2 separate regions of the Homo sapiens genome follow, and region 1 is linked to region 2. Evidence: chromatin loops called from intact Hi-C (ENCODE). Cell type or tissue: PC-3. All regions are shown on one strand. Links, peaks and the distances in the headings refer to the core of each region. The heading gives the core; the rest is flanking DNA.

The links. Hi-C counts contacts between places; a loop is a spot of excess contacts. Peaks named below come from ENCODE experiments on the same cell type or tissue, not always from the same donor. Only the 100,000 strongest peaks of a DNase experiment are listed, where the experiment ranks them.
Region 1: a loop joins it to region 2, with 2.5 times the contacts of the local background. A loop is called at or near these places in 3 of 110 quality-filtered maps.

The regions. Positions count from the first base shown.
Region 1 is chr3:185,358,098-185,373,831 of GRCh38, forward strand. MAP3K13 (mitogen-activated protein kinase kinase kinase 13) reads left to right here and starts at 5,039. Exons shown (of 14, transcript NM_004721.5): 1 at 5,039-5,271. RefSeq lists a silencer at 4,871-5,020 and enhancers at 5,491-5,580, 5,671-5,730. In PC-3, for the core only: no CTCF peak of the experiment used is centred there; DNase peaks (open chromatin) are centred at 4,964, 7,394 and 9,004; H3K4me3 peaks cover 2,154 bases; H3K27ac peaks cover 905 bases.
Region 2 is chr3:185,449,371-185,465,104 of GRCh38, forward strand. It overlaps MAP3K13 (mitogen-activated protein kinase kinase kinase 13), which reads left to right. Exons shown (of 14, transcript NM_004721.5): 6 at 530-688; 7 at 1,917-2,025; 8 at 14,180-14,289. It overlaps LOC124906312 (a long non-coding RNA gene), which reads right to left. Exons shown (of 3, transcript XR_007096202.1): 2 at 11,351-11,495; 3 at 7,233-9,475. Among named protein-coding and RNA genes, the nearest start is that of TMEM41A, 42 kb to the right of the region's middle. RefSeq lists a silencer at 2,617-2,817. In PC-3, for the core only: a CTCF peak has its summit at 11,560 (motif pointing right); no DNase peak of the experiment used is centred there.

The sequences.
Region 1 (15,734 bases), core at 2,691-10,690, 95 kb before region 2:
TAATAAGGTTAACCATAGAGTAATCCAACCCAAAACAAGGAAGAGAAAGCAAGTATGCATGTAAATATATACTTTTGTGCTTAGCTTATTTTAAAGCATATGAATTTTAAAGTTGGCTCTGAGCTTCCCAGCAGCAGGGTCGAAAAAATGAAAATTCAGTGGATTACACTGTTATCATCTAAAAGGTAGACAGACACCTAATAATTCTTCAAGAACAGAAAATTTTTCCTTCATATTAAGTTGTAAAACAAATTCTCCATGTGAATTCCTTACATGGGAGATATCATTCAAGATAATGGACAACACAGAAGCAATATGAATCTTCCTTATAATAATTTTTAATAAAAGCAAGACCACAACACTCAATGATAGTTATTCTTCTAAGGGGTATTAGGCTAATGATATTTAGATAGCATGTAGCTTTCTGATGATCTCCCTTGACACAAGGATAGATTTGAGTGAACTTATAAGAATGTTTTTCCTTAGATGTTTCTTAAAAATCACTTTCTCAGATAGGCATTTAATGGGAGCTGGACAGAGAAAAATGGCAGTATTAATAATAATCTGCTGAGGTCTTTGAATATTGAAATTCAGTTATTGACCAAGGCTCCATATACTTTGGAGTGGAAATAGGGTTAACATTCTGATATGAAAGTGGAGAATTCTGACCAGTATTCCCAACTAGGAGACAGATTGTTTTCCAGATTAATTCACATCATTTTATACAAACTACATCTTTATGTAGAAAAATGTAGCTGCTTTTTAAAAACAATGAATAGAGCTCTTGATCAGCTAGCATAACTACCTGAAGGTTCCCCTGATCTGTTTCAGAACCCCAAAGATATTCCCCAACCACCTGAAGGAAAATGACTTGGATGAACTTCCCTTTGGAAGTTGGGTCACTAATAGATATTTTTAGAATTTCCTGAAAAGATTTTGTATTAGTCTGTTTTCACGCTGATGATAAAAACGTACCTGAGACTGGGCAATTTACAAAAGAAAGAGGTTTAATTGGACTTACAGTTCCACATGGCTGGGGAAACCTCGCAATTATGGTGGAAGGCAAGGAAGAGCAAGTTATATCTTACACGGACGGCAGCAGGCAAAGAGAGAGTGAGGAAGATGCAAAAGTGGAAACCCCTGATAAAACCATCAGATCTTGTGAGACCTATTCACTACCATGAGAACAGTATGGAGGAACTGCCCCCATGATTCAATTACCCCCCACCAGATCCCTCCCACAACACATGGGGATTATGGGATTACAATTCAAGATGAGATTTGGGTGGGGACACAGAGCCAAACCATATCAGATCTGTTCAAGATTTATTATAAGCAAAATAAAGATGTTGTATTAGTTCCTGTGGTTCTGATTCCTGGATCTGCACAGTTGTTGAAATTTCCCTTGTTGAGAGAGTAGCAGGGTCTCAATAACAAAATAAAACCAGCTACCAGTATCATTTACTGAGTAACTTCTGTATGTAGGTACTGTGTGCAAATCTTTACATGTGTTATAATATTACTTTAACCTTCACACAATAATATAGGCTATTATAATCCCCATTCTAATAATGAGAAAACTGAAACTCAGGTTTACCTGAATATTCATAACTAATAAGTGGCAGAAATAGGATTTGAGCCCAGATCTCTTTACCAGCTTTTAACCACTACACACTTATCTGTGAAGGAAATTTGAGTCTCCACGTATTAGCATTTGAGATCACTAAACTCTTTCTTTTTCCTGGTATTTCTGACAAAAATTGCCCATGGGTCATGATACTTTGGACTTCGATTCTGGCTTAAATGAGTTGTTTTCCTTTTTTAAAAACACATTTTTTTCCTCAAAAAAAAAAAACTCCAAAACAAGAATAGCTTATATTTTATAGCAGAATTATTGTACCTTAATTTCTATATATAGATTTTTATCTAATAATGAGTTTTAAATATCTTCTTGCATAATGAGACTAGAGTCATTTTCCAGTTATTACTGAAGTTTGAGGAGATTCATTTGGTTCTTAAAAGAGCTTACTCACCTTGATAATGGCTTTGCAGTCCTCCACACTTAGTATGCCCATGTGCTGCAATTAAAAATTACTTATAATGATGGGACTTGGCTTGATATCTCTAGAGTTGCATTGTTGCATACCATAGCCACCAGCTAAATGTGACTATTTTGGAGTTAAATAAATTTAAATCACTTTACATTAAAAATTCACTTCCTCAAGAACACTAGCCATCTTTCAAATCTATGGAATGCTCCATAATCACAGCAAGTTCTCTTGGGCTGTACTTCTCTAGAGTGTACATTTTTCATGCCTCTATATCCCTTCCTACCTTCTGCTTCTAAAATGATAATGACTTCCTCCAAGACTGACTTCTATATCTTCCATAATTTGGTGAGACAGCTTATCTTTCCAATGATTTCCCATGATAGTTGACATGGAGGAGTCTTTGTTGGCCTAGCTGATGTTCCTGTGGTACAGGAAGCATGCTAACTGAGGCCAAGTTTATCATCTTACTGAAGTGGCAAGTCCATAAAGCCCCCAAGTTTTTATTTTCCAGGTTATATATTGAGCCAAGAATCTTAGGTGACTGTTATTAGAAGCATTTATAGACCCTGTTTTGTTGAATTGCTTCAGAGACTACTCCCATCCATAGTGGACTTATTAGTAATTTTGTTGCTGTCAAAACTTACAGAAAAACTTCTACAACAGCTTTAGCTTTTTTTTTTTTTTTTTTTTTTTTTGAGAGAGGGAGTCTCACTCTGTCACCAGGCTGGAGTGCAGTGGTGTGATCTCAGCTCACTGCAACCTCTGCCTCCCAGATTCAAGCGATTCTCATGCCTCAGCTTCCCGAGTAGCTGGGATTACAGATGTGTGCCACCATGCCCAGCTAATTTTTGTATTTTTAGTAGAGATGGGGTTTCACCATGTTGGCCAGGCTTGTCTCAAACTCCTGACCTCAGATTTTATATGTATATGTGTATGTGTATATATATATATGTGTGTGTGTGTGTGTGTGTGTGTATACACACATATATACATATACATATATACAGATTTTATATGTGTGTGTATATATTATATATATATATACACACACACACAAATTGATGTTTCTTGGCTATTTTATTGACATAGTCCACAAAAAGTTTGCCTCTTTCCATTAGTTAGTCTGTATTGTTTTGGAAGAAAAAAATGTTTTCCATAAATCTGATTCTTTTAATGTATCCTGATTGGCTTTGGTTGTTGTTAAATAGAGATGTATATTCTTCAGCTTTCCATTTGTTCGTTTTTTGTTTTTTTTTTTTCTTTTTTCTTTGAGACGGAGTCTTGCTCTGTCACCCAGGCTGGAGTGCAGTGGCAAGATCTCGGCTCACTGCAAGCTCCGCCTCCCGGGTTCACGCCATTCTCCTGCCTCAGCCTCCCGAGTAGCTGGGGCTACAGGCGCCCACCATCACGCCCGGCTAATTTTGTTTTTGTATTTTTAGTAGAGACGGGGTTTCACCATGTTAGCCAGGATGGTCTCGATCCCTGACCTCGTGATCCGCCCACCTTGGCCTCCCAAAGTGTTGGGATTACAGGCATGAGCCACCGTGCCTTGCATGTTCGTTCTTAAATAATGTGGTACACTGAGGCCTACTGGGCGTGTACCAATGCCGTATTTGCCTTGAGCACTCCCATGTTACATGTGTAAACTTCTTTGGTCTATCTTTTTTGTAGTGATATTCCACAATAAGCTCCTTTAGAGAAGTTTGTTAACTATGTTGTTTGCCAACGATATTCTATTGCTTCAATATAGACAGTACACTGAATATCTTTGCTGTGTGTAAAATTATCCTGAAAAGTTTTCCTTTTCCAAATGAGCTAAGAAGTGTGCAATACTTACTAGTGGTCAGGTTTAGACCCTCCAGAACCACTTAGAAACAGGCCACCACTTTCCTTCTCTCACAGTTGTATAAATAATCTGATTGAGAAATAGAGCAGATCTCTGTTCAGAATGTTCTTGGTCACTGGACACCTCATAACTGAGGCTTTATATTAACCACGATCGTTCTAGTTTCAAGGATTGAGGCCATTTCCCAAGTTCAGAAAAATCATGATCAGTATTTGTCAAGTATTAGTCATTGTGAAGTGTAGTGATGGGGAGTAGGGACAATAAATATATTCATCTCCAATTTTGTATAACTGAAAAGTGTAAAAATAAAGAAGAAAGAGATGCCTCTTGAGTGAATTTAATACAGCTGTTTTTGCTGTTAATAATAAAACATCTTACTGAAACCAAAATTTGTTCAAAGTTTCATTAAGTGCCCTTTTGGAGCTGTGTCTTAATCGACTGCCAGAAGTTGAATAAACCAATGAGGAAACACTGTACCCTACTTAAAAGTAGCAGTAAATTTTTCTTCCATATCCACTTTTGATACATCATGAAGGTCAGCAAGATGTTACTGCTGTGCAAAACAGCTACATTCGTGTAATATTATTTTCCATATGTCTGTTTTCTTAGTTACTAGATTATTGTTCCCATGCGTTCTTCCCGACAATTTTGCTTTTACAAGTCCCGACAATTTTGCTTTTACAAGTCGTGGTGAGCAGGGCATACATGTCCACTAGTCTGCTAGTTTTAGAAATGGTTTTCCTGACTTTGATTTGTTTTGATCGCATCAGGCATATTGCTGAACAGTAAGAAAAGGGTTGAAGAAAAGAGTTCTAATGAATAAAAGATGGGATTTCTTCTATATGCATTTTTGTTATCCTTGATTCCACAGAAATTCTATTTTGATTCCTTCATTCAATAACAATAATAATGTTTTTATGACTATCACAGCTTGAAACACACACACACACACACACACACACGCACACACACACACACACACACACACTCAAGCTGCCAGTCTGTCTTAAGGCAGTGGCAGATGCCTGATTGGCGGGCTCTGTTTATTCTGTGACCAGATTCCTTCTAAAAGAAGGAAGGCCATGTCTGCCTGAAGCCTATTGGCTGGGCCTACTCTGGACCCGCCCCTCTTTTTTTTTTCATGACACACACCACAGCGAAGTCTGTGCGGAATCCTAAACCAGCCCAATTTACATCCATTCATGAATCTGTGACGTCAGCAAGCCTTTGGGCTCCTTTGCGGTGGGCTGGAGGATTGTGTGGGTGGAATCCCCCTCCCCTTTATTTTTCCAATTCTGCAAGGCTTTTAAAATTCACCTTACATCTTTTCAAAGCAAGAAAATGGAACAGCATGTGTAGGAATTCTTCGTTGTTGTGAGTATTGCACTCTGTTTTTCCTGTTTCTTCAGTATTTATTTCACAAGGACAGACAGAGAATGTGTGATTTGAGGTGATTAGAAAGCTGATATTATTGAGGGCGACACCGTGAGAGAGACAGAGAGACAGAGGCGGAGAGAAACCCGAAACCCCGTTACAGCTAGGAGCCTCTGAAACTGACAGCTGGTTTTCCTTTGCTTGTCTGCCTGCTAGACGTGGACATTTTTCATTTACGGTTCTGCACGTTACCTCGGATGCCTGCTTGGCTTTCCTTAAAGGGAGATTCATTTCTCTGAGAGATGATGTGGATGGTATTAGCAGAAAAGCCCAGAACACCAGAAAGGTGCTGAGAAAAGCGGGGCCCGCAAGACAGAGCAGGTTCTATCCTGTGGGGCACTTGTCTTCCTTGCGACCGTCCTTTCTGCCGTTCCTCACCCTTCACCTTGCCTTTGTTTCATATTGTGTAACAGTCAGTATCTTGCGATTGCAATTTGGTGAAGATGAATACTTGTTCAACCATTTTTCAAAAGCTCTTATGACGGGAGCCATAGTGGTGTATTTATATATATTCATAGCTCTTCTTTATGTCACTCTCTACACTTTATAGTGTCAAAAACTTAAAAAGCTGCATTCGAGGGAAAGGGGGAATTATCCTTAAACTTGGGTTTTTCAATATCCTCTAATGAAAACTAAGAAGTGGTTACAATGTTCCACAATTATATTGCATAGAAATGCACATGAGTGTTTTCCTAAGATGAACTTATTAGCTGAAAATAGTTTATTCCACTGTGTTGGGGAAACATGGAAAAGTTCTGATATGTTCCATGTATAAAGTTGGTTTGGTAGTTTGCTACTGTAGTTTTAACAAAAAGTTACTATTTGTGATTGAATTTGTTTTCCAAGGGTCTGTTTATTCTGGTGAAAGTTGTGAGAGTAAAGAAGAGGGATGTGACATTGTGACATGTTCTGCCCCTGGGGCAGCTCCTCAACCCGAATAATCTGACAGCATTTCCCAACTGCTTCACTTTGAGCGATTTATATGCCAGTCTGCAGCATGTACCCAGTTGTTCTTTCTCCTGAGAAAGCAAAATGCCTGATATTTCTTATAATCCAGGCTGCCATGTTTACCTTGTAAAATCAATACTTAATTTTTAGATTTTTATATTATCTTTTCTCGTGAAGCAAGACTTCTAAATTATGGCTATAATATCTTTTGAATTGTTGTTCTTAATGAATCTTCCAACTGTAAACTCATCTAATTTCAAACTTATCATACCTGAGGATGTAACATTGTCTTTTGTTTCTCATCTTGATATTACCGTCAATCATTTTGTATTTCTGAGTACATTTGAACTTGCTGGAGTAATAGAGGGAAAACCTCTGCCTGATTCTAAATCAGATCTTTGTCCTATACTCGGACAATTATGGTTTCATATTTTATTATTTTTTATTTTCTGGGTTTAACAAATGAGATAACATTTTAGACATAATATTTGTAAACATCTTGACTTATTTCAGCATTTTCCTTTTTTGTATATCTTCAGAGAGTTTGTTGAAAGTAGCAATTTCCAAGTAATTTTAAATTATTGAAGTCTACTAGCACGAAAGGTCAAATTCTTAGGATATTTAAAAAATGTTGTTTAATAATCAAACTCATCTTAAAAAATGTTCATCAGACTCTGTCTTTGATGCACATTTTGCCAAAAGAGAGCCTTATTTCTGTGAAAGAAATACAGTATGTACTTTGGATTTACTAAAGTAAAACTGTTACTTTAAGGCACAGAGCAGATATAGAATCCCCCTCTCTCCCCACTCCTAGTGACTGTATTCTACATTATATTTATCTTCATGTATAGTGTACTTGTAGGGAAAAAAACAATAACTCTTAATTGTTTAATATCAAACAATAAAATCCTGTGTATCAGTGACTGTCAATAGATGGCTTTCTGTTTAAAAACTGAAGCTACTCCAGAAGTAGGAATTAATTTATTTAGTAAACAAAGTCAGTCAAACCAGAGCCATGTCCTGGGGAACTGTCAAAAGAATGGTTCCTAAGGGCCAGAGGCCACATCCACTGGTAGATGACAGAACAACCATACTTCAGATGGCAAAACCGGTCAGTTTGGTTTGCGTTGTGTGCCTATCCTCTTTCTGTGTGCTTCAGCTGAATTAAGTGCTTGGAGAGCTCAAATAGTTCAAGATAGCCAAGATGACCAATTCTGCCAGGTGGCAGCCTGATCTTGCAATTTTGATTAAAATAAAGAACATTCCCCAAGAACAGTTTGTTGCAAAAAAATAAAAATAAAAAAATCACACCCTTGCTCTGTGTTACTATTCTGTAAGAATATGGGGGAGAAAAAAATTTAGAAAATGCAGTCTTTACTCTGAAGGAATCTAGAAAGGAAAATGCCGGAAATAAACTTCAGTATTAGAATTACCTGTGGAACCTTTTTCCCTTCCCTCCCTACCTCTTTCTCCCCATCCCCTCCCCTCCCCTCCCCTCCCCTCCCCTCCCCTCCCCTCCCCTCCCCTCCCCTCTCTTCCCCTCCCCTTTCCCTTCCCTCCCTCCCTCCCTCCCTCCCTTCCTTCCTTCCTTTCTTTTCTCTTTTCTTTTTTCCTATTTAATGGTTTTTAGTATGTTCACAGAGTTGTACAATCATCACAATCCATTTTAGAACATTTTCATCATCACAAAAAGAAACCACATACCCATTAGCAGTCACTCCTCATTTCTCTTCACCCCCCAGCCCTAGACAACCGCCAATCTGCTTTCTCTATATATAGATTTGCTCAGTCTGGATATTTCATGTAAATGAAATCATACAGTACATGCTCTTTTGTAACTAGCTTATTTCACTTAGCATAATGTTTTCAAAGTTTGTCCATGTTGTAGCCTATATCAGTACTTCTTATCTTTTTATTCCCAAGAAATATTCCAGTGCACCATATTTTACTTATCCATTCATCAGTTGATAGATATTTGGGCTTCCGCTTTTTGACTATTAGGAATAATGCTTCTATGAACATTTGTGTACACATTTTTGTGTGAATTTGTTTTAATTTCTCTTGGGTATATACCTGGGACTTGAATTGCTGGGTCATTATGATTACTATATGTTTAACATTTTCAGGAGATGCCAAATTGTTTTCCAAAGTGGTTGCACCATTTTACATTCCCATCAGCAATGTATGAGGGTCCAGTTTCAGCACATCCTCTTCAACACTTGTTATTATCTATCTTTTCTATTAGAACCATCTTAACAAGTTTGAAATGGAATCTCATTGTGGTTTTGGTTTATATTTCCCTAAAAGTGAATGATGTCAAGGATCTTTTTATGTGCTTATTGGCCATCTGTATATCTTCTTTGGAAAAATATCTATTTAGACACATTGTCCACATTAAAAATTAAATTATCTTTTAATCCTGACTTGCAAGTGTCCTTTATATATTCTGGACACAAGCTCTTTATCAGATGTATACTTTGCAAATATTTTCTCTCATTCCATAGGTTGCCTCCACTTTCTTGATAATATTGTTTATGGTATAAAAATTTTTAATTTTGATGAAGTTCAGTTTTATTTTCTTTTGTTGCCTATGCTTTTGGTGTCATATCTAAGTTGGCTTTGCCTGACTCAAGGTCATAAAGATTTACTTCTATGTTTTCTTCTAAGAGTTTTATAGTTTTAGCTCCACATTTAGATCTGTGACTCATTTTGAGTTATTTTTTGTGTGTGCTATAAAGACAGGGTTCAACTTTATTCTTTTGAATCTGGATATTCAGTTGTTTGAGTAATATTTGTTTAAAAGACTATTCTTTCCCCCATTAAATTGTCTTGGCACCCTACCAGGGAACTTAAAAAAAATACTGATGCCATGCTTCCACCTCCAGAGATTTATATTTAATTGGTTTGTGATGGGACCCAGTGATGATGTATTTTTAAAAAGCTTCCCAGCTGAGTCTAATGTGCAGCCGGGCTTGAAAACTATTGACATGCAGGGTCTTAGAACAGAAGAGAGAGAGAGACTTTCAGAATCAGGAAAGAAAATGAGCGAAAACATAGCATTCTGATATGAAAAGGAGGGAAGAAAGGAAAATTAAGAAGATTCATACCAGAAAGCTTGAGTTTTCTTGTTATTCACTCAAAGAGTGAGGGTATCATTGGAAGTTAATGAAATATGTTAAAGAGGAGGAGCTAACATTTATTAAGCACTTTCTACGTGTCTGTAAATTTTTTTTTTTTTTAAACAAGGTCTCCCTCTGTTACCCAGACTGGAATATGGTGGCTTGATCACAGCTCCCTGCAGCCTCAGCCTCCTGGGCTCAAGCCATCTTCCCACCTCAGGCTCCGAATACCTGGGCCCACAGACACATGCCACTATAGCTGGCTATTTCTTAAATTTTTTATAGAGATGAGGTCTCCCTATGTCACCCAGGCTGGTCTCAAACTCCTGTGCTCAAGTGATCCTCCTGCCTTGGCCTTCCACAATGTTGTAATTACAGACGTGAGCCACTGTGCCCAGCCTACATGGCTATAAACCTGTTGGGAGCTTTTATATACATTATTTTATTAAAATATAATCTTCATCCATCCTGGGCAACATGGCAAAACCCTGGGTCTACAAAAAATACAAAAATTAGCCGGATGTGGTGGCACACGCCTGTAGTCCCAGTCACTCGGGAGGGAGGCTGAGGCATGAGAACTGCTTGAACCCAGGAGGCAGAGGTTGCAGTGAGCCTTGATTATGCCACTGCACTCCAGCCTGGGTAACAGAACAGACCCTGTCTCAAAAAATTAATTAATTAAATGTAATCTTTGTGATATGAAGTAGGTAGTAGTATTCCCACTGTACAGATGAGGAAAAAAAGGCTCAGATAGGTCACTGACTTAACCAAAGACACCAGGTAGTATATGTTATATCTAATTTTCAAACCCAGCTTTAATTCCTAGTTCTGTTCTCTTTCTTCTGTTTACTATGGATTGTGAACATTAAGTATTGCCATGAATTGCTCTCGGTCCAGTCCAGCATGAATTTAAAATCTTCTGTAGCACTGCTCTGGAATGGGCAAAGAAAGAGTAAGGTAAGTTAGATGTTGGGGGTTATATAGGGTTAAGTGTTGGCACAGCAGGTGCAGTGGAAGGTAAGAAGTTGGAGGTAAATGAGGATTATCACATAATAACCATGGAGCCTAGACAGGCTATACTCTCCCTAGACGTAGCTAGCAGAAAAAGCCCTAAGAGGGTGGAGGGCCCATGTACCGGGCATGAGAGAATGATTGAAGGGAATGATAGAAAAGATGAACTTTCAGGTGCGGTGGCTCACACCTGTAAGCCCAGCACTCTGAGAGGCCAAGGCAGGCGGATCACCTGAGGTCAGGAGTTTGAGACCAGCCTGACCAACACGGAGAAACCCTGTCTCTACTAAAAATACAAAAAAATTAGCCAGGCATGGTGGTGCATGCCTGTAATCCCAGCTACTCGGGAGGCTGAGGCAGAAGAATCACTTGAACCCGGGAGGCAGAGGTTGCGGTGAGCCGAGATTGCACCACTGCACTCCAGCCTGGGCAATAAGAGTGAAACTCCATCTCAAAAAAAAAAAAAACCAAGTAGAATTAGCAAGTATAAAGGTGTTGTCATCATTTTTCTATTCATTTAATCAACAATATTGATTGAGCATTTACTATGAGTTCTAAGTATTAGGTACGCAGCAGTGAATAAAACAGACAAAAATTGTTGCCCTCTTGGAACTTAGTTTAATCTAATGAAAGGAGATGAACAGTAAGTAAGTAAATTATGTTTAGACAGTGATAAATGTTAAGGAGAAAAATAAAGATGGGAGGGGAATAGAGCGTGCTGGGAGTGGGGTAAATTTAAAATGGGACTTTTGCATTGTATTGTTTATGTGCGGATATTGATTCCTCAAAGAGATGGTGAACCATCAAACAAAGGGGTCAGTGGTTGACCTAGTCAGGCACCCTGAGATGTAAAGAGAGTTTCTTCTAAGTCCTAAAAGTCAAAGTGAATATTCAGTATTAACTTTATTGTATAAGTGCCATTTTGGGGAGATTAGTGATGTTTCTGTTGGGTGAAGAACAGGGCAAGGGTGGTGCTTGGAGAGCTCTTTTAAACTCGCATGCTTCTCTATTAGAATAGATCCTCCTACATAAGTGTGTGGATGCAGATGTGTGCCCTCCCATAGTATCACCACTGAGAATCACTGCATAGTAAGGCATAGTTAATGGGTGGGATGTGTTCTGCTTCTCAGATGAATTGGGCAGAGAACCACTGATGTAGGCAATATTGAAAACACTTAAATTTCTTTTGCTTTTAAAAACACTTTAGCAGGAGTTTCACACTCACCACCTTGAACAGAGGTTGAATTGAACCCTTGGTGTATAGTAAAGTTTTTAATAAAGAGGTTCTATCATTCATCCATTTACCTGCCTTCTTTATCTAGAAGATTCTTACACTAAAATGGATAAAATCAACATGTTTTCTCTTTACCTACTGCAAGGCATGAGGATGCAATGGAAAAAGAATTGGACTAAGACTGTAGGAGTCTATGTAGCAATCAGGTCGTCCTTACCAGGTCATCCTTAGCAAGGCAGTTACCCACTTAGCTTTTTAAAAATTTTCCTAAGCTTTGGTTTTAACATGAGAGATGAAAAAATTGTTCTTAGTGATCTCAGATGTTCTTTTTAATGCTAACATTGTAAGATTCTTGGAACCTGGATGTTAATTAACAACATTAAATAAGCAAGGGACAATTTCTAAGGCAATCTGGCTAAAATCTACTTTTATTCCAATTCTTTCATAGTATTTTTTGTTTTTTGTTTTCTCGAGATGGAGTTTTGCTCTTGTTGCCCAGGCTGGAGTGCACTGGCGTGATCTCAGCTCACTGCAACCTCCGTCTCCTGGGTTCAAGCGATTCTCCTGCCACAGCCTCCTGAGTAGCTGGGATTACAGGCATGTGCCACCATGCCCAGTTAATTTTTGTATTTTTTAGTAGAGACAGGGTTTCACCATGTTGGCCAGGCTGGTCTTGAACTCCTGACCTCAAGTGATCTGCCTGCCTTGGCCGCCCAAAGTGCTGGGATTACAGGCGTGACCCACTGCGCCCGGTCCTTTCACAGTATTTTTATAGAAATTTAGCCTCCATGGCATGCTGCGACAGCTGGGGAGGAGGAGAAAGTGTCAGAATTGTTCAGATGGAGACATCTAGGTGATGGATTATAGGTTAAATCACCTTCAGATTTGCCCACGCACTTTCCTTATAAGCAGGAAATAGATTCCTGATCAGTTATGACTTCAACACCTTTAGGCATGCCCATTATAAATGTCAATTGTCTTGACCATTGTTCTCTGTAGTCAAAAAAAAAAAAAAAAAAAAAAGCTTCCATTAGACTAGTGATTTGGTGATCTGGGCTAATAGGGGATGTGGCTACCGATAATCCAGTAGCCTCAGTTTGGTTGTACGTTGTAGCCTTTTCCTGAAATAACCTTTGTTAGTGCTCCTAACAAAATTCATCCTATTACCTCTTTCTGCCCATCTCTCACTACCTCCTTTTGTCTTCTAACTCGAGCTGAAGTTAGATGAAGGATGAAGACTATATTAAATTGAAAAAATGAAGACCCACTAAATTCATAAATATTATAACCAGCCTTTGTAAAAATAAGATATTATTCTGTATGATAATTGCTAGCTTTTGAAAATTGTTCTTTCATAATTTTCCCAATAACAAGTTGGTCGATAGATTGGTATTTTAAATTTGTAGATTTTGTCAAAAAAAAAAGATAAATTTTAAAATTACAAAACAAAAAACTCCCTTTTCATTTGTATGTTCATTTCATCAGTTTGGAATTTTTCTTACACCCTTCTTCATTTGTATAATTGTCAAGCCAAGAGGGCTGATGTCTAGTCCTAACAGCTATAATAATTTTCATATAGCATTTTCATTTAGTAACAATACATATCTGTGTAGCAGTGTGGTAAAAACATCTTACAAAATGCAATCATGTGTTGCAGGGCAACCCTAAGAGAATGTGCAGTAACTGTACAATTTTAATTGTTTAAAAATTTTCAGGAAAAACAATGTAGAACATCCTGCTGACAGATGGTGATTGTCTTCAGTGTGCTAATTTGCATTGTGAATTCCTGGGCTGGGGTAATAGTAGAATTGAGCAATTCTGAGGACATTTTAGTGAAATTCTGGATTCACAAAAGGCCAGAGAAGTGAAAGAATGAATTGATTCAAGGTTAAGGTAGCCAAAGATGAAGGACTGGAGAAAGATGACAGAAAAAAAGGAGAGCAGAGCCCAGGGAGACGGTAGCTCAGCTGATGAGGCAGGTGGCAGCCAGGACAGCCGTTTCCACCTTAAACAGAAGGGAGTGGATCTGGGACTCAGACTGAAAAAGACTCTTTGGAGTCCTAAAGGGGGGCTGTCACAGTTGCCATTACTAAAGAGGGCTCAATTTGCAAAATAAGCCCACTAAGGCTCCTTATTACCCTGAGGCATTGTGCCTGCATTTTTAGTAGCTGGCCTGCCTGCCTTTAATGGGACACATTAGGCTATCTGCAGGCTTGGATAACCATGGATAATTGAGACTAGTGAGATAAAGCTCACCAAAATGCAAAGCCATGATTGCTTTTTCCAGGGAAAATAATCTCTTGATTAAAGTTAGGTTAAGCATTTTACTAATTACTCACCAATTATTTCCTCTCCCATAACAAATTTAGATACTATGCACACTAAGAAGGAACAGATGCAACATACCTTTGGATATTTCCAGCCACTGCTTCCAGACCTAAATTACAGACCCACTTTCATTTTTGCTAAGCATAGAAACTGCTGGGAAATACTCACCTGATGTTACAGCCATTAGGGCTCAAGAGCCCATTTACAAAGACATTTTACGACTTTGCCAGGTTCTCCCTTCCCCTTCCTCCTCCTTTTTCTGGCCATTTTGGAGTAGGATTCCTTCCATCTGTTTGTCTAAGAAAAAATAATAGATCATTTGCTTGTGTTAATGATTGAAGCTATGCCCCAATCTAGTCTTTTAAGTATTCTCAAAGACCTAGAGACAGACTAGACCAGGTTTCTTGGAGAAAGAAAAACAGTCACATAATCTTTTATATTTTCTGTAATAATTTCTTTTCTCCAATCAGGGCTTCCACCATAACACATTGAAAAGTACTCACTCATCATCTGCTCTCCTTTGATTAAAAGGTTATCTACATTGATGATAAGGATTTCTTTTAACTGAATCTTAGACCTTTGATACCAGATTTTGTTAAAGCCAATCTGCTTTTGTCACAAATTTTCTTATAAACAGCCCTTATCTTTTTTCTGCTAACTATTTAATAGGCTATGGAATGGCTTTAAAAACAAAGAAGAGCCAACCAGTTCTAATAGACTTTGACCATATCTGAAACGTAAAGAGAGATGATAAGATAACCTTATTATTAATGCAGAGCAAAGAGGACCCTAAGATAAGGTTCCTCTTTTTCCCCTGCCAGGAAAAGGAAGTCACTCCAAGGGAATACCTGTACCTGAGACTGTCCTGCTAAAGCTTCACCAAGCTCATGAGAAATATGAAATGATCATTTTGATCTACCTGAAATACATAGAACTTGTACCCAGAAATTCTTTACATTGACAAATAGTTATGGACTTGAATTGGCTGTGTGCTGGACTTGAAGTTTTGGGGTAAGGAAATGATAGTCTTGAGAGTTCCATGTTCTAAGAAATCACTTCTGGTTTATTCTTGGGTAGTGATAGCCAAGGATTTGTCAGAGACTGGGAAGCTAAGCTTCTGGGCCTTGTTTTGGACCTGTGCTTTCATAGCTGTATATTATTTTTCATCACAGGAAACTGAAAAAGTAGAAACAAACGAACAAAAATGTATCTTTGATACTTTTTCCAAATTCCTCAGATTCTCCTATTTTTGTATGTAATTCATAAAATATAGTTTATGAAAAACTACTCAATGTTTTTCAGCTGGCTCACGCTTGTAATTCCAGCACTTCAGGAGGCTGAGGCGGGTGGTTCACTTGAAGTCAGGAGTTCGAGACTAGCCTGGCCAACATGAGGAAACCCCGACTCTGCTAAAAATACAAAAATTAGCCAGGTGTGGTGGCATACGCCTGTAATCCCAGCTACTCAAGAGGCCGAGGCACTAGAATCACTTGAACCCAGGAGGCGGAGGTTGCAGTGAGCGGAGATCATGCCACTGCACTCCAGCCTGGGTGACAGAGAGAGCCTCCATTTCAAAAAACAAACAAACAAAAAGAATATTTTTCTGATACTTTAATGATAGAGTGTGCCTAAATAACAAGAGAACAAAACTTTTTTTTCTATTTCTGTTTCTCAATTCCCATCCATATTGCCCTACCCCTGCCAACCATGACATGTTCTCAACCTGGTTAGCCTGGTCCTATACAGTGAAAAGGATTTTTTTT
Region 2 (15,734 bases), core at 6,701-14,700:
TAAAAAAAAAAAAAAAAAAAAAAAGTTTTTAACACTCCTAGATAATTTTTTAACTCCTTATTTTTTAGAAGATTTTTATGGTTTCATTTTTCTATTTAAATCTTTGATTCATGTGAAATTTATCTTGATTTATGGTGAGTTATAGATTTAATTTTTTTCCTAGCTGTTCCAACAACATTTATTAACTAATCAATTTTTCCCCACTGGTTTTTGATGTCACTTCTATCATACATTCAATTCCTAAATGTATTTGGTTTATTTCTGGATTTCTTGTCCAGTCCATTATGCTGGTGATCTGTTCACACACGGGAGTTAATTATTCAGGTTTTAATTTCTGGTAGTGTTGATTACCCCACATAGATTTTTTTTTTTTTTTCAGAGTTGTCCCAGATGTTTCTGTTTTTCTTATAGCAGTATTAGAATTTTAAAACTGGGTATATGTACTAATTTGATTTCAATTAATAGAGAACTAAAATACAAATCAGTCTTTCTGAAACATCTTCTGTCCATGTTCCCGGCGCTACTGTAGGTCTTTTGGAGTGGTGCTTTGGGAGCTGCTGACAGGAGAGATCCCTTACAAAGATGTAGATTCTTCAGCCATTATCTGGGGTGTTGGAAGCAACAGCCTCCACCTTCCAGTTCCTTCCACTTGCCCTGATGGATTCAAAATCCTTATGAAACAGACGTGGTAAGAATATTGTCTCTAAAACAATAGGGAGGTCTCTAATGTGTATTTGGAGTAAATATCCTGGTGGTGGAAAGAATAGGAGCTTTGGAGTAGGAGAATCTTGGGTTCAAATACTAGCTCTGCCCCTTTCTATCTGTGCAATTTTGGGCACGTTATTCAATATCAGTTTTCTCATTTGTAAAATAGAGACAACACTGACTCATAGAGTTATTGTGTTGTAATTAATTAAAATTTAGAAATAAAGAACTTGGTGTTATTATCTCAAAATAGTAGGCCTTGGTCAATGATAGCTACTATTTCTTTGCTAGTCCTAATGGACTATTATTAAATAGGTCACTAATCCTAGATTTCCATTTCATCATTAGACGTATCTCATAATTACATTTTCCTTTTGCTCTTCAGTATATCAAAACTGTACTGCAGGGCAGCCAGGCACAGTGGCTCACACCTGTAATTCCAACACTTTGGCTGGCAGAGATGGGAGGATCACTTGAGGCGAGGAGTTCAAGAGCAGCTTGGGCAACATAGCGAGACCCCATCTCTGTGTTAAAAACATAAAATAAAATAAAATATAAATAAAAAACTGTACTGCAGGGCCAGGCATGGTGGCTCACGCCTGTAATCCCAACACTTTGGGAGGCCGAGGTAGGAGGATCACTTGAACCCATGAGTCTGAGATCAGCTTAGGCAACATAGTGAGACCCCGTCTCTGAAAAAAAAATAAAAAATAAATTTAAAGAAATGTTAAGGGCCGGGTACGGTGGCTCACGCCTGTAATCCCAGCACTTTAGGAGGCCGAGGCGGGCGTATCACGAGGTCAGGAGATCGAGACCATCCTGGTTAACACGATGAAACCCCGTCTCTACTAAAAATACAAAAAAATTAGCCAGGTCTGGTGGCGGGTGCCTGTAGTCCCAGCTACTCAGGAGGCTGAGGCAGGAGAATGGCGTGAACCCAGGAGGCGGAGCTTGCAGTGAGCTGAGATTGCGCCACTGCACTCCAGCCTGAGTGACAGAGCGAGACTCCGTCTCAAAAAAAAGAAAAAAAGAAATGTTAAAACTGTACTGAGATACAATTCAGTTATGCTATCCTGATATAATGGAGTACAGCTGGTTTTACTCAGATATAGCCATTTTGAAGTAAACAATCTTCTTCATAAAGTAAAATAAAATCTTCATTCTCCTGGATACAACTTCTGAAATGCACAAACTGTCTTTTTCACTTTTAGGCAGAGTAAACCTCGAAACCGACCTTCTTTTCGGCAGACACTCATGCATTTAGACATTGCCTCTGCAGATGTACTTGCCACCCCACAAGAAACTTACTTCAAGTCTCAGGTAAGTTGGGAAACTTCCTACCAGGTGCTACTAAACAGATAGAGAACTCTCAATGAAACAGAGTAACTCTTAGAAGGGCCCATTGTGTTTGTTATAATAGTTATATAACTCCATTCATTGTGACACAATAAATATGATACTTCACACATATGACATCTTAAGAGCTTTTAAAGCACTTAACATTATTATTAACTCATTTGAAAAAACACGTGTTGGCCGGGTGCACTTTGGGAGGCCGAGCCAGGCAGATCACCTGAGGCCAGGAATTCAAGACCAGCCTGGCCAACATGGAGAAACCCCCGCTTCTACTAAAAATACAAAATTAGCCAGGTATGGTGGCGCATGCCTGTAATCCCACCTACTCAGGAGGCTGAGGCAGGAGAATCACTTGAACCCGGGAAGCGGAGGTAGTGTTCAGCCGAGATCATGCCATTGTACTCCAGCCTGGGCAACAAGAGCAAAACACCGCCTCAAAAAAAAAAAAAAAGAAAAAAGAAAGAAAGAAAAGAAAAAACACGTGTCAGAATATTATCCTTATAGTGGCTCCTGGTAAAACTGCTGAAGAGAAAAGAGAAAAAGAAGATAAGAAAGCTGTAATGTACATACACCTGAATTAGGATTACTGCTGACCTTCAAGAAAGTATTATCTTCTTTGAAGTAGAAAAGCTGAAGTACAGACGTGGGAGGTTAAATACCACAATGAGCCTATGATAGAACTCAGCCTAGAGAGAACCTTTTCTCTAAGTGTGTCACCTAGTAGCTCCAAGTAAGTATAATTTAATGATTCTGTTAGCCTCTACTGTACTACAAACCATCTCAAAACTTTTATTTTTATTTTTATTTTTTGAGACAAGGTCTCACTCTGTCAACCAGGCAGGAGTACCGTGGTCTGATCTCGGCTCACTGCAGCCTTCACCTCCCGGGCTCAAGCAACCCTCCCACTTCAGCCCCCCAAGTACCTAGGACTACAAGCATGCACCACCACACCTGGCTAATTTTTGTTTTTTGTTTTTGTTTTTTTGGTAGAGATGTGGTTTCACCATGTTGCCCAGGCTGGTCTCAAACTCCTGGGCTCAAGCGATCTCCCTGCCTCGGCCTCCCAAACTGCTGGGATTACAGGCATGAGCCATTGCCTGGCCCCATCCCAAAACTTATGGCTTAGAACAGTAAGCATTTATGTGTATGTAGCTCATGATTCTATGGGTTGGCAATTTGGGCCAGGCAGTTCTACTGGCTTTGACTGGGCTCACTCGTGTGTCTGTGGTGAATTGTCAGGTCAGCTGGGAGGCTGGCTGGTCCTAGGACGGTCTCATTCACGCACCTGACCACTGGCTGGCTATTAGCTAGAGCACCTTGCTTCTCCTCCACGTGGCCTCTATCCCTCCAGCAGGCCACCTTGGGCTTGTTCACATAGTGTTCTCAGGGTAACAAATGTAGCGAGAGAGCAAGTCCCAATGCACAAGTGATTTCCAGGCCTGTGCTGCATTATTCCTGCTAATGTTCCATCGGCCAAGCAAGTCACAGGCCAACCCAGATTCTCGGGATTGAGAAATAGGCTTCACCTCTTGACAAGAGAATCTGCCACAGCACATCATAAGGGCGCAGATCTGGAGAGGGGAAGAATTGGTGGCAATTAAATTAAAAGGGTGCAAATGTCATAAGGATTGGTCATCTAACCACTATCAATGTGGATAAGGGGGTGGTGAGAGATGAATTTTTTATAAGGCCCTTATCCCTTCCAGACCCAGGCAATATCAAAAGGAATGGAACTATAACTTTTGAAATAAATGTGATGATCCTGAATTATAGCTGTATGCTTATAGAACATAACAAAATTACCTAATTTCTCATTTCTCATATAGCTTTATCTCACTTAATGTTATTGTGCTTCAGAAATGAATTTTGTAAAGTGAATCGCATCTCCCCACTGACTTCCAGTAGCATTTCAAAGATTCAGTCTCAGAAAAGACATTTTACTAGCAATTGGCATTTCAGCCTCCTTCTCATAGCCCCCCATCCCTGAAGGGCGATGAGTTTACCCACCAGGAAAGTGTCTGATGAAAACAGTCCTGAACTTTTGGAGGGGCATCATCCCTGGGAGCTGAACAAGTCCTTAAATATGCTTTTCACTTTGGGAGGCCGAGGCGGGCAGATCACGAGGTCAAGAGATTGAGACCATCCTGGCCAACATGGTGAAACCCTGTCTCTACTAAAAATACAAAAATTAGCTGCACGTGGTGCTACACACCTGTAGTCCCAGCTACTCAGGAGGCTGAGGCAGGAGAATCACTTGAACCTGGGAGGCGGAGGATGCAGTGAGCTGAGATCACGCCACTGCACTCCACCCTGGGGGACAAAGCGAGACTCCGTCTAAAAAAAAAAAAAATTATATATATATATGAGATATATATATATGATACATATATATGAGATATATATATATGATACATATATATGAGATATATATATATGATACATATATATGAGATATATATGTGATACATATATATGAGATATATATGTGATACATATATATGAGATATATATGATACATATATATGAGATATATATGATACATATATATGAGATATATATATGATACATATATATGAGATATATATATGATACATATATATGAGATATATATATGATACATATATATGAGATATATATATGATACATATATATGAGATATATATATGATACATATATATGAGATATATATATGATACATATATATGAGATATATATATGATACATATATATGAGATATATATATGATACATATATATGAGATATATATATGATACATATATATGAGATATATATATGATACATATATATGAGATATATATGATACATATATGAGATATATATCATATATATGATATATATGAGATATATATCATATATATATGAGATATATATGAGATATATATGATATATATGAGATATATGAGATATATATGAGATATATATATGAGATATATGAGATATATATGAGATATATATATGAGATATATGAGATATATATGATATATATGAGATATATATATGAGATATATATGATATATATATGAGATATATATGATATATATACATATATATGAGATATATATGATATATACCATATATATGAGATATATATATGATATATACACATATATATGATATATATGATATATATATGATATATAGATATATATGAGATATATATGATATATATATGAGATATATATATGAGATATATATATGATATATATATGATATATATGAGATATTTATATGATATATATATGAGATATATATATCATATATGAGATATATATGATATATATGATATATATATCATATATATGAGATATATATGACATATATATGAGATATATACATGATATATATGAGATATATACATGATATATATATGAGATATATACATGATATATATATGAGATATATACATGATATATATATGAGATATATATATGATATATATATGAGATATATATATGATATATATATGAGATATATATATGATATATATATGAGATATATATGATATATATATGAGATATATATATGATATATATGAGATATATATGATATATATGAGATATATATGATATATATGAGATATATATGATATATATATGAGATATATGTGAGATATATATGAGATATATGTGAGATATATATATGAGATATATGTGAGATATATGAGATATATGTGAGATATATATATGATATATATGTGAGATATATATGATATATATGAGATATATATGATATATATGAGATATATATATGATATATATGAGATATATATATGATATATATGAGATATATATATGATATATATGAGATATATGAGATATATATGAGATATATGAGATATATATATGAGATATATATGAGATATATATGAGATATATATGATATATATGAGATATATATGATATATATATGAGATATATATGATATATATGATATATATATCATATATGAGATATATATATGAGATATATATGATATATATGAGATATATATATGAGATATATATCATATATATGAGATATATACATGATATATATGAGATATATACATGAGATATATATGAGATATATATGATATATATGAGATATATATGACATATATATGATATATATGAGATATATATGACATATATATGATATATATGAGATATATATATCATATATATGAGATATATGATATATATATGATATATATGAGATATATATATGATATATATATGATATATATATGAGATATATATATGATATATATATGAGATATATATGAGATATATATGATATATATATGAGATATATATATGATATATATATGAGATATATATATGATATATATATGAGATATATATATGAGATATATGAGATATATATATGAGATATATATGAGATATATATATGAGATATATATGAGATATATATGAGATATAGATGAGATATATGATATAGATGAGATATATATGATATAGATGAGATATATATGATGTATATATGAGATATATATATGATGTATATATATGATATGTATGAGATATATATATGATATATATGAGATATATATGAGATATATATATATATGAGATATATGTTTTTCTACCTGCCCCTGCTGGAGGCTTGGAGTACTTCTGTGGTGTCTGATACACAGAGAGACACTCTGCCTGTCACACAGATATTGAGGAATATCTTAGTAAAGGCATAGGTTTTTGTTGTTTTGATTGGAGTTCCTAAGAAATGATAAATCAGAGACTCCTGTCCTGTTACCAAAGTTCTAACACACCCTCTCTGATCCATAAACTTAGATCTCCCCACAACTGTGTCTTTAAATAGTCAGGCTTGCCCCTATTGTTTGTTACTATTTCTAAGAAATTATTATGTAAGTAAAGTGTTTGCTTTCAGAGGAAATAAGATGAGGTAGGAGGTTGACTTCATGGCATTTCCTGCATTCTTTGATACACATTCAGATCAATTCCCTTAGCACTATCGCCCATCTGTTCAGATACATGTAGGTATCGGGGCACTGGATGAGAAATCTTTATCTTCTGTTAGTAATCAGAAAAAACACTTAACCCTTTTGTGAAATGAAAGAGAATATAGTACTCGCTAGGAAATCTTTCGAACTTTAAGATATGGTTGCAATCACAGCTTTGCTTCTCCTTTTTTTTTTTTTTTTTTTTTGAGACGGAGTCTTGCTCTGTCTTACCCAGGCTGGAGTGCAGTGTCGCAATCTCTGCTCACTGCAGCCTCCACCTCCCGAGTTCAAGCAATTCTCCTGTCTCAGCTTCCCGAGTAGCTGGGACTACAGGCGTGTGCCACCACACTCGGTTAATTTTTGTATTTTTAGTAGAGACAGGTTTCACCACGTTGGCCAGGCTGGTCTCGAACTCTTCACCTCAGGTGATCCACCCACCTTGGCCTCCCAACGTGCTGCGGTTACAGGTGTGAGCCACCGTGCACAGCCAACTTTGCTTCCTTTACAATAAAACTGTACGTAGCATAATTTTGAAAAGCAATTTCTGATGATGGTATTAAGTCACAAGCCATTAAGACGGTCAATATAAGTTTACATATTTGGAAAAACTTCCAGTTCTGAACAGATGTTACTTAAGTCCTCCTAAAACGTCACTTCTGAAGCCAGTCACACATTTTGAGAACCTACCACTTGCAGAGCCCTGTGCAGGGCAGCTAAGTTGCCACAGTCGGGTTCCTCACCTGAACCGCTCCCAGATTATCAAGACACCCATAGCATGGAGCATTAAAACTGAACTCAGAAAAGGTTGTCTTGGGAAAAGAATAGGAAAGAAAAGGAGAGGAGAGAACAGGAGAGGAGGTCAGAATAGGAGAGAAGAGGGGAGAAGAAAACTGAGTACATTAAGCATCTATCTTAGCTCAGGCTGCTACAACAAAATGTCACACACTGGGTGGCTTAGAAACAGCAGAAGTTAGTCTCACGGTTCTGGAGACTGAGAAGTCCAAGGCACCAGCAGAGTTGGTGTCTGGTGAGGGCCTGAGTTCTGGTTTATAGGTGATGCCTTCTCACTGTGTCCTCACGAGGTGGAAGGGTGAACAAGCTCCCTTGGGCCTATTTGATAAGGGCACTTTTCTCATTCATGAGGGCTCTGCCCTCATGACCTAATTACTTCCCCAAAGCCCCACCTCCTAATACTGTCCCTTTGCAGTTAAGATTTCAGCATATGAATTTGGAGGGAACACAAACATTCAGACCATAGCAGCATTTTTTCATATTCACTTCTTCTTCTTCCACATTTTTCCCAACATAAAATTTCTCTTCTCCTTAAATAGCTCCAAATCTGCTATTTTGCTACCTCCTAGAATTTTCTCGGTATTTATAAGTCAATTTGTCTCTGGATCTGAAAGTGAGACTACCTCTAGCTAATATGAACTGGCTAGTGAGGTACTACAAATAGTAAGAGACCTTTAGTCTAAACTCCATCCTGTCACTTCATACTGTGTGGTCTTGGCTAAGTCACTCAGTTACACTAAACCTCAGCTTATTCACCAAAACAATGAAGATAATCCTATCTTCCCTTCCTTAGGGAGTTTCTGTGAGGAGCAAATGAAAAGATAAAACTGCAAATGCATTGTAGACCATCAAGAACAGTTGATTGTAAGATGTCATTATTCTTGGCTGGCCACAGTGGCTCATGCCTGTAATCCCAGCACTTTGGGAGACCGAGATGGGTGGATCATTTGAGGTCAGGAGTTCAAGACCAGTCTGGGCAACATGGCAAAACCAAGTGTCTACTGAAAATACAAAACTTAGCTGGGTGTGGTGTAATCACCTGTAATGCCAGCTACTTGGGAGGCTGAGACACAAGAATCGCTTGAACCCAGGAGGCAGAGGTTGCAGTGAGCCAAGATCGAGCCACTGCACTCCAGCCTGGGCAATAGAGCGAGACCCCATCTCAAAAAAAAAAAAAAAAAAGATGTCATTATGTCATTATTCTTGAGTTGCGTACGATAGCATAAAACAAAAACAAAGGTGCCATTATTCACCTTAATTTTTGTAGCTTTGTACTAAGTACAAAAATTAAGCCTCCTTTGGGTTGTTAGATTCTGGATTCTTTTTCTGATGAACTCCTGAGATGAATAAGATGGCAGCCAGGGAACTCCTATTGTGTTTGACTTTATCCTGCCCCAGTAGGGAAGACCTGGCTTTTTGGCAGGCACATTCTCTTTCTATAGTCCTCTTGTACCTGAGGCCTTGCCTCCTCCTGCCTGCTAAGATCCTCTCAACGTCAGTTATCAATCAATAGTTGTTAGCACCTGGTCTCCACTTTCCACCAAAACTTCGGTCAAGAGGTGCTGCCAAGAGTCCAGCTGACTCCTTCCTGAGAAAACGCGGCATTTGTTTTTCGTCAACAGCACATGTATAAAGATGTAGCCTATATGGAGCAGATGAACAAAGCAACCGATTTCAATACAATGTTAGATTCTGCCAAAGCTATAGCTTCATTGCTAGACAATCACCCATTTCTCCAAATAGGCAATTACTGTTCCTGGTATTCAATTACATTTGACATGAGTCTTTAGAAAACACTGTCACCCAATTCCAGATCCCAGTTGCCAGGTGGATCGTGTGCCTGGCTTTGAAGCTCTCTCACCCTGCTGCCTTTGCATCATTCTAGTGTTCTCTTGAGTGCCATTGTGACCGCCCAGAAATGCAGGGACTGGGAGTTGCGGAGACACCCCAACTGTGAGGTTAGACTCTGCTGCCTTAAAAGTAATCTTGTGAGGGAGCAGATACGTATGCAGAGGCTGGACACTCACATCAGGAGAGGAGTCGTGTGCCCAGAAAGGGTTGGACTGGACCCCACTATGGCTTTTCTGATCCCATCTGATTTCCCTCTAATAAGCCCCCCAAATCTTGCTTCTCTACTCCTTAAGCTAGGCTGGAACTGGCTCAATTTCTTTTTTGTTGTTGTTATTTACTTTTTAAAAAGTGTGGTAAAATAAAGATAGTATAAAATTTGCCATTTTAACCATTAAAAAAAATTTTTTTTTGAGACAGAGTTTCGCTCTTGTCACCCCGGCTGGAGTGCAGTGGTGTGATCTCAGCCCACTGCAACCTCCACCTCCCAGGTTCAAGCTATTCTCTCCTGCCTCAGCCTCCCACGTAGCTGGGACTACAGGCACCTGCCATCATGCTGGCTAATTTTTTGTATTTTTAGTAAAGATGGGGTTTCACCATGTTGGCCAAGCTGGTCTCGAACTCCTGACTTCAGGTGATCCACCCGCCTCAGCCTCCCAAAGTGCTGGGATTATAGACATGAGCCACTCCACCCGGCCGATTTTAACCATTTTTGAATGCATGACTCAGTGGCATTAATTACATTCACAATGTTGTGAAATTGTCACCACTATCTGTTTCCAAAAATTTTCATCACCTCATTCAGCAGTAACTCCCCATTCCCTCCTCCCCACCACCCCCGGTAATCTCTATTCTACTTTCTGTCTCTATGAATTTGCCTATTCCAGGTTATTTCATTTAAGTAGAATAGTACAATATTTGTTCGTTTGTGCCTGGCTTGTTTCACGTGGTGTGTTTTCAAGGTTCACGTATTTTGTAGCACGTGTCACAACTTCATTACTTTTTATGGCTAAATAATATTCCATGGTATATATACCACATTTTGTTTATCCGTTTATCTATTAATTTGACTTTATTTTGACATCTATACAGTATTCCCCACTTATCCGTGGTACATTCCATGACCCCCAGTGGATGCCTAAACCTTGAATAGTACGGAGCCTGACTGCTGTCCATCAGAACACGTTTCTTTTCATATCTTCCACCCACAAATGTAATGTCTCTTCTATCTTAACTAAGCTCTGTCTTTACTTTTTATTTTATTTTTTTATTTTTTGGAGCAACCCTATTAACTGATTAGCCTCTTATCAATACTGTGGACAGCAGGAGAGCAACGCTGGTTCTGTTCCAGGGTATCTCAGGCCTTGTAGTGAAACGATGGGAAATGCCCCTCCACTCCTAGGAAGGTGGCTTTGTCACAGGTCAGGCTCATGCAGGACTCCTCCCACCCTTAGCCTTCTCTCTCAGAGCTTCCTCGATAGCTGTGCAAATTGGCTGTGGGCTTGCCCATCCTCCCTTTCTTCATATGTGCCCAGACATGGCTGAATTGCAGATTAAGCTCAAATTGGAACTCCTTTTCCATGAGATTCTAAGTATATAAAATGGAACTCGAAATCAACAAGTGCCAGGAATAGGATACCTTCGGGGGAAACACATTATTCATCAGTACCTGGTGTTTTCCCATACGTCCTTTTTTCTGTTCACAGGAGGGAACTTCTTTTCTGGAAATCTACTTTCTTACAGATTTCAATCTTCAGAAAGTTCTCCTTGAGTTTCCCGTAATTATAAGCTAGATGTCAGGAGATTTATTTCCTCTAGAATTAAAACAAATCTCATCTGTGATATAAAATTCCTCACCACCAGAGGGAGGTACTCCTTTTCTCGTCCCTTCTTGGAGTATTTTAGTAGGATACAGTGACAGTTTTGCACAAAAGAGGATACTTCAAGACACAAATCTGACCCTCTTATTCTTTTTTGGTCTAACTACTTTCACTTGTCATTCTTTCGCCTCCTAAGGCTCAAATACTCCTCCTGCTCCATGACTTTGATCTGATGATTGAGAGAATAGCATTAGCAGGGGCTCAACCAAACTTTCGTTTACAGCTTAGATGCTGTCAAAGGCCCCTATCAAACAATGCAGTAGTGTATTCTGATGAGATTGGGCACGTTCAGGGTGGTATGGCCATAGACTGCAGTACTGTATTCTGGATCTTGGCTTTCTAATGGCATTGTTGGATAGATTTGCTGCCTGAAAGTCAACCAACCAACAGAAACTTCTCTCCAGTGTTCAACCTATATGTGGGAAAATCTAGCATATTATAGAATGATCATTTTTTGCATGATTAAAATATAATTTCCTCTATAAAAATAGATGAGAAACAGCTAATTTGGGGAAAACCTTCTATAAATCCACAATTACTTAAGAATAACTACTTACTTGATCCAGAAAGATACTCTTTCTATTATTGTTGTACACTTAATGAGAGCTACTGTCTTTTATTTTATTTTATTTTTTTAATTTTTTTTCTGAGATGGAGTTTCGCTCTTGTTGCCCAGGCTGGAGTGCAATGGCATGATCTTGGCTCGCTGCAAGCTCTGCCTCCCGGGTTCAAGCGGTTCTCCTGCCTCAGCCTGCCGAATAGCTGGCATTGCAGGGGCAGGCCACCACACCCAGCTAATTTTTGTATTTTTAGTAGAGACAGGGTTTCACCATGTTGGCCAGGCTGGTCTTGAACTCCTGGGCTCAAGCAATCCTCTCACCTCAGCCTCCCAAAGTGCTGGAATTCCAGGCATGAGCCACCACACCCACAATAGCAATTAGGGATTGCTATTATTTTTTTTAATTTTAAAAATATATATAGGCAAGGATGTAGAGAAACTGGAACCCTTATACACTGTTGGTGAGAATGCAAAATGGTGCAGCTAACATGGAAAACAATAGGGAGACTCCCACCAAATTCAAAATGGAGCTACCTGACGATCTGGAGAGATACTTTTTAACATGAATCTAAAGGTAGTAGAATAATTTCAGGAGAAGATTATATAGATACATTTAGTTACAAATCTAGCCTTCACTGGAAATTATGTCTCACTGGCTTCTGGAGATGGAAGATAGTCTATACATAATATGAGGAAACTTATTTTCACTGTTTGTTTCTCTCTGTGGCCTATTGCCTGTAGGCCATATTCCAGTAGTGGTTTTTTTCTACCCCCTAAAATTTAGGTAAAATTAGCTTGAAATTTCATGCCCTGTGGAAAGCTCAATGTCCTTTCTAATACTTCTGTACATTTCTGGGAGAGTGATAATTTCATGGCTGCTCTGCCTCTGCCTTCCTAAAATTCTTGGTCCCCACCCCTGCTGCCTTGTGGTTGTGCCTTTATCTTTGTCCTATATTGACCAAACATTCAATTCAGCACCTTTCTTTAAAAAACAAAACAGGGCCGGGTGCGGTGGCTCATGCCTGTAATCCCAGCACTTTGGGAGGCCAAACTGGGTGGATCATTTGAGGTCAGGAGTTCAAGACCAGCCTGGACAACAAGGTGAAATCCCGCCTCTACTAAAAATACAAAAATTAGCCGGGTGTGGTGGCACGTTCCTGTAATCCCAGCTACTCAGGAGGCTGAGGCAGGAGGATCACTTGAACCCGGGAGACAGAGGCTGCAGTGAGCCGATATCACGCCACTGCACTCCAGCCTGGGTGACAGAGCGAGACTCCGTCTCAAAAATAATAATAAATAAATAAACAAATTTTTTTTAAAGCAGTCATTCAAAGCCTAGGTGAATGTCAGAGACCTCACTGAAAGTTTAGAAAATTTAAAGAAGTTTACATTTTGAACAACTTCAACCATGTATTAGACATCCATCCCTGCTCTAAAAATTTTGTCAAACTACTAGATTGCTTGGCCATACTCTCTCTTTCCTCCTCCTCCTTCTCTCCTTTCTGTTATTTCCCTCAACTCCAAATTCCCGTATAGCTTCTTATATTTCTATTCTAATTTCCTGCTGTTCATGCCTGTAGGGTCTTCTACTCTAGGTATTTTCTCAAGATACTTTCCCAAACAAAGCCTAGGAGGAATTCTGGGCCCAAAAAGATGTTCGTAATCTCACATGCACACATACGTTTCCATGTGGTTATCAGAGCTGTTTTTTTCTGGCCAGGCGATCTCAGCCACCATCTTGCCTTAAAGTGAACTCTTTTATTCCAAAAGTGATGGCCAGCATGCCGGCTGTGATGTTCCTCATAGCCAGTGCTGGAGGAAAACTCGGAAAAACACAGCATCATATATTGGAGTAGAAATATAGAAGTGGGCTGGGGCGTGGAGATATAGTAGCAGGAGATATTTTGCTATTAATCAAATCATATTTATTGAACATCTATTCTGAAAAAGGCTCTTCAGTAGAAGCATGCAGGGAAAAAAAATCTTGTACGTGACTTTATGGATATATCAGGGATTGAAACTCCTGGAATTTATCAAAATCTAATTTGTCCTTACCCAGGCTGAATGGAGAGAAGAAGTGAAAAAACATTTTGAGAAGATCAAAAGTGAAGGAACTTGTATACACCGGTTAGATGAAGAACTGATTCGAAGGCGCAGAGAAGAGCTCAGGTCAGCTCATCCCTCCTTCCCCACCTCCCTTCATCCCCAGGTCTTCAGATGTTAACAGGCACCCTTATCATAACCACCATTTCACTTTCCACACACCTTTCACCTCTGCTTTTTATTGTTATGCTCTTTAAAAGTTGCCCCAAAAGTTAGCCTTCCTTTGTATCTCTTTCCTATCCTTTCTTCCCAACTCCATTATCCTCTTTTATTAGGTCTCTGCAACAAAGATTCTTGAAACAATGCTATTTAATCATTCAGCCAGTGTCCTAGGTGCCATGCAATTCCAGAAATTTATAAGATTTAGTCCCTGGCTTCAAGATGCTTATAATCTATTAAGAGATATAAGGCCAGGTGCAGTGGCTCACACCTGTAATCCCAGCACTTTGGGAGGCCAAGGCAGGCGGGTCACTTGAGCCCAGGAGTTTGAGACCAGCCCGCCCAGCATGGCAAAACCCCATCTCTACTAAAAATACAAAAAATTAGCTGGGTGTGGTGGCGCACGATGCCTGTGATCCCAGCTATGCAGGAGACAGAGGCATGAGAATCACGTGAACCCAGGAGATGGAGGCTACAGTGAGCCCAGATTGTGCCACTGCACCCCAGCCTGGGTGACAGAGTGAGATTCTGTCTCAAAAAAAGAGAGAGAGATAAGACATGTTCACGAATAATCACTGATATGGTTTGGCTCTGTGTCTCCACCCAAATCTCACCTCATATTGTAACCCCCATAATCCCCATGTGTCAAGAACCAGGTGGAGGTAACTGGATCTTGGGGGCGGCTTCCCCCATGCTGTTTTTGTGATAATGGGTGAGTTCTCAGGAGATCTGATGGTTTTATAAACATCTGGCATTTCCCCTGCTTGCACTCAATCCATCCTGCCGCCCTGTGAAGAAGGTGCCTGCTTCTCCTTTGCCTTCTGCCATGATTGTAAATTTCCTGAGGCCTTCCCAGCCATGCAAAACTGTGAGTTAATTAAACCTCTTTCCTTTATAAATTACCCAGTGTCCAGTATTTCTTCTAGCAGTGTGAGAACAGACTAAGACAATCACAGCTGAGTCAGTTCTGAATGCTATAACGAACTTTAGACTGGATAATATATAAACAACAGAAATGTATTGGTCACAGTTCTGGAGCTGAGAAGTCCATAATCAAGGTGCCAGCAGATTCAGTGTCTGGTGAGGGCCCATTCTTCATAGATGGCACCTTCTATGTGTCCTCACACCGAAGAAGGGCAAAAGGGCTCCCTCAAGTCTTTTTTATAAGGGGACTCATCTCATTGACAAGGGCAGAGCTCTCATGACCTAATCACCTCCTAAAGACCCCACCTATTTATTTATTTATTTTGAGATAGTCTCTCTCTGTCGCTTAGGCTGGAGTGCAGTGGCACCATCTCAGCTCACTGCAACCTCCACCTCCCAGGTTTAAGCGATTCTTCTGCCTCAGCCTC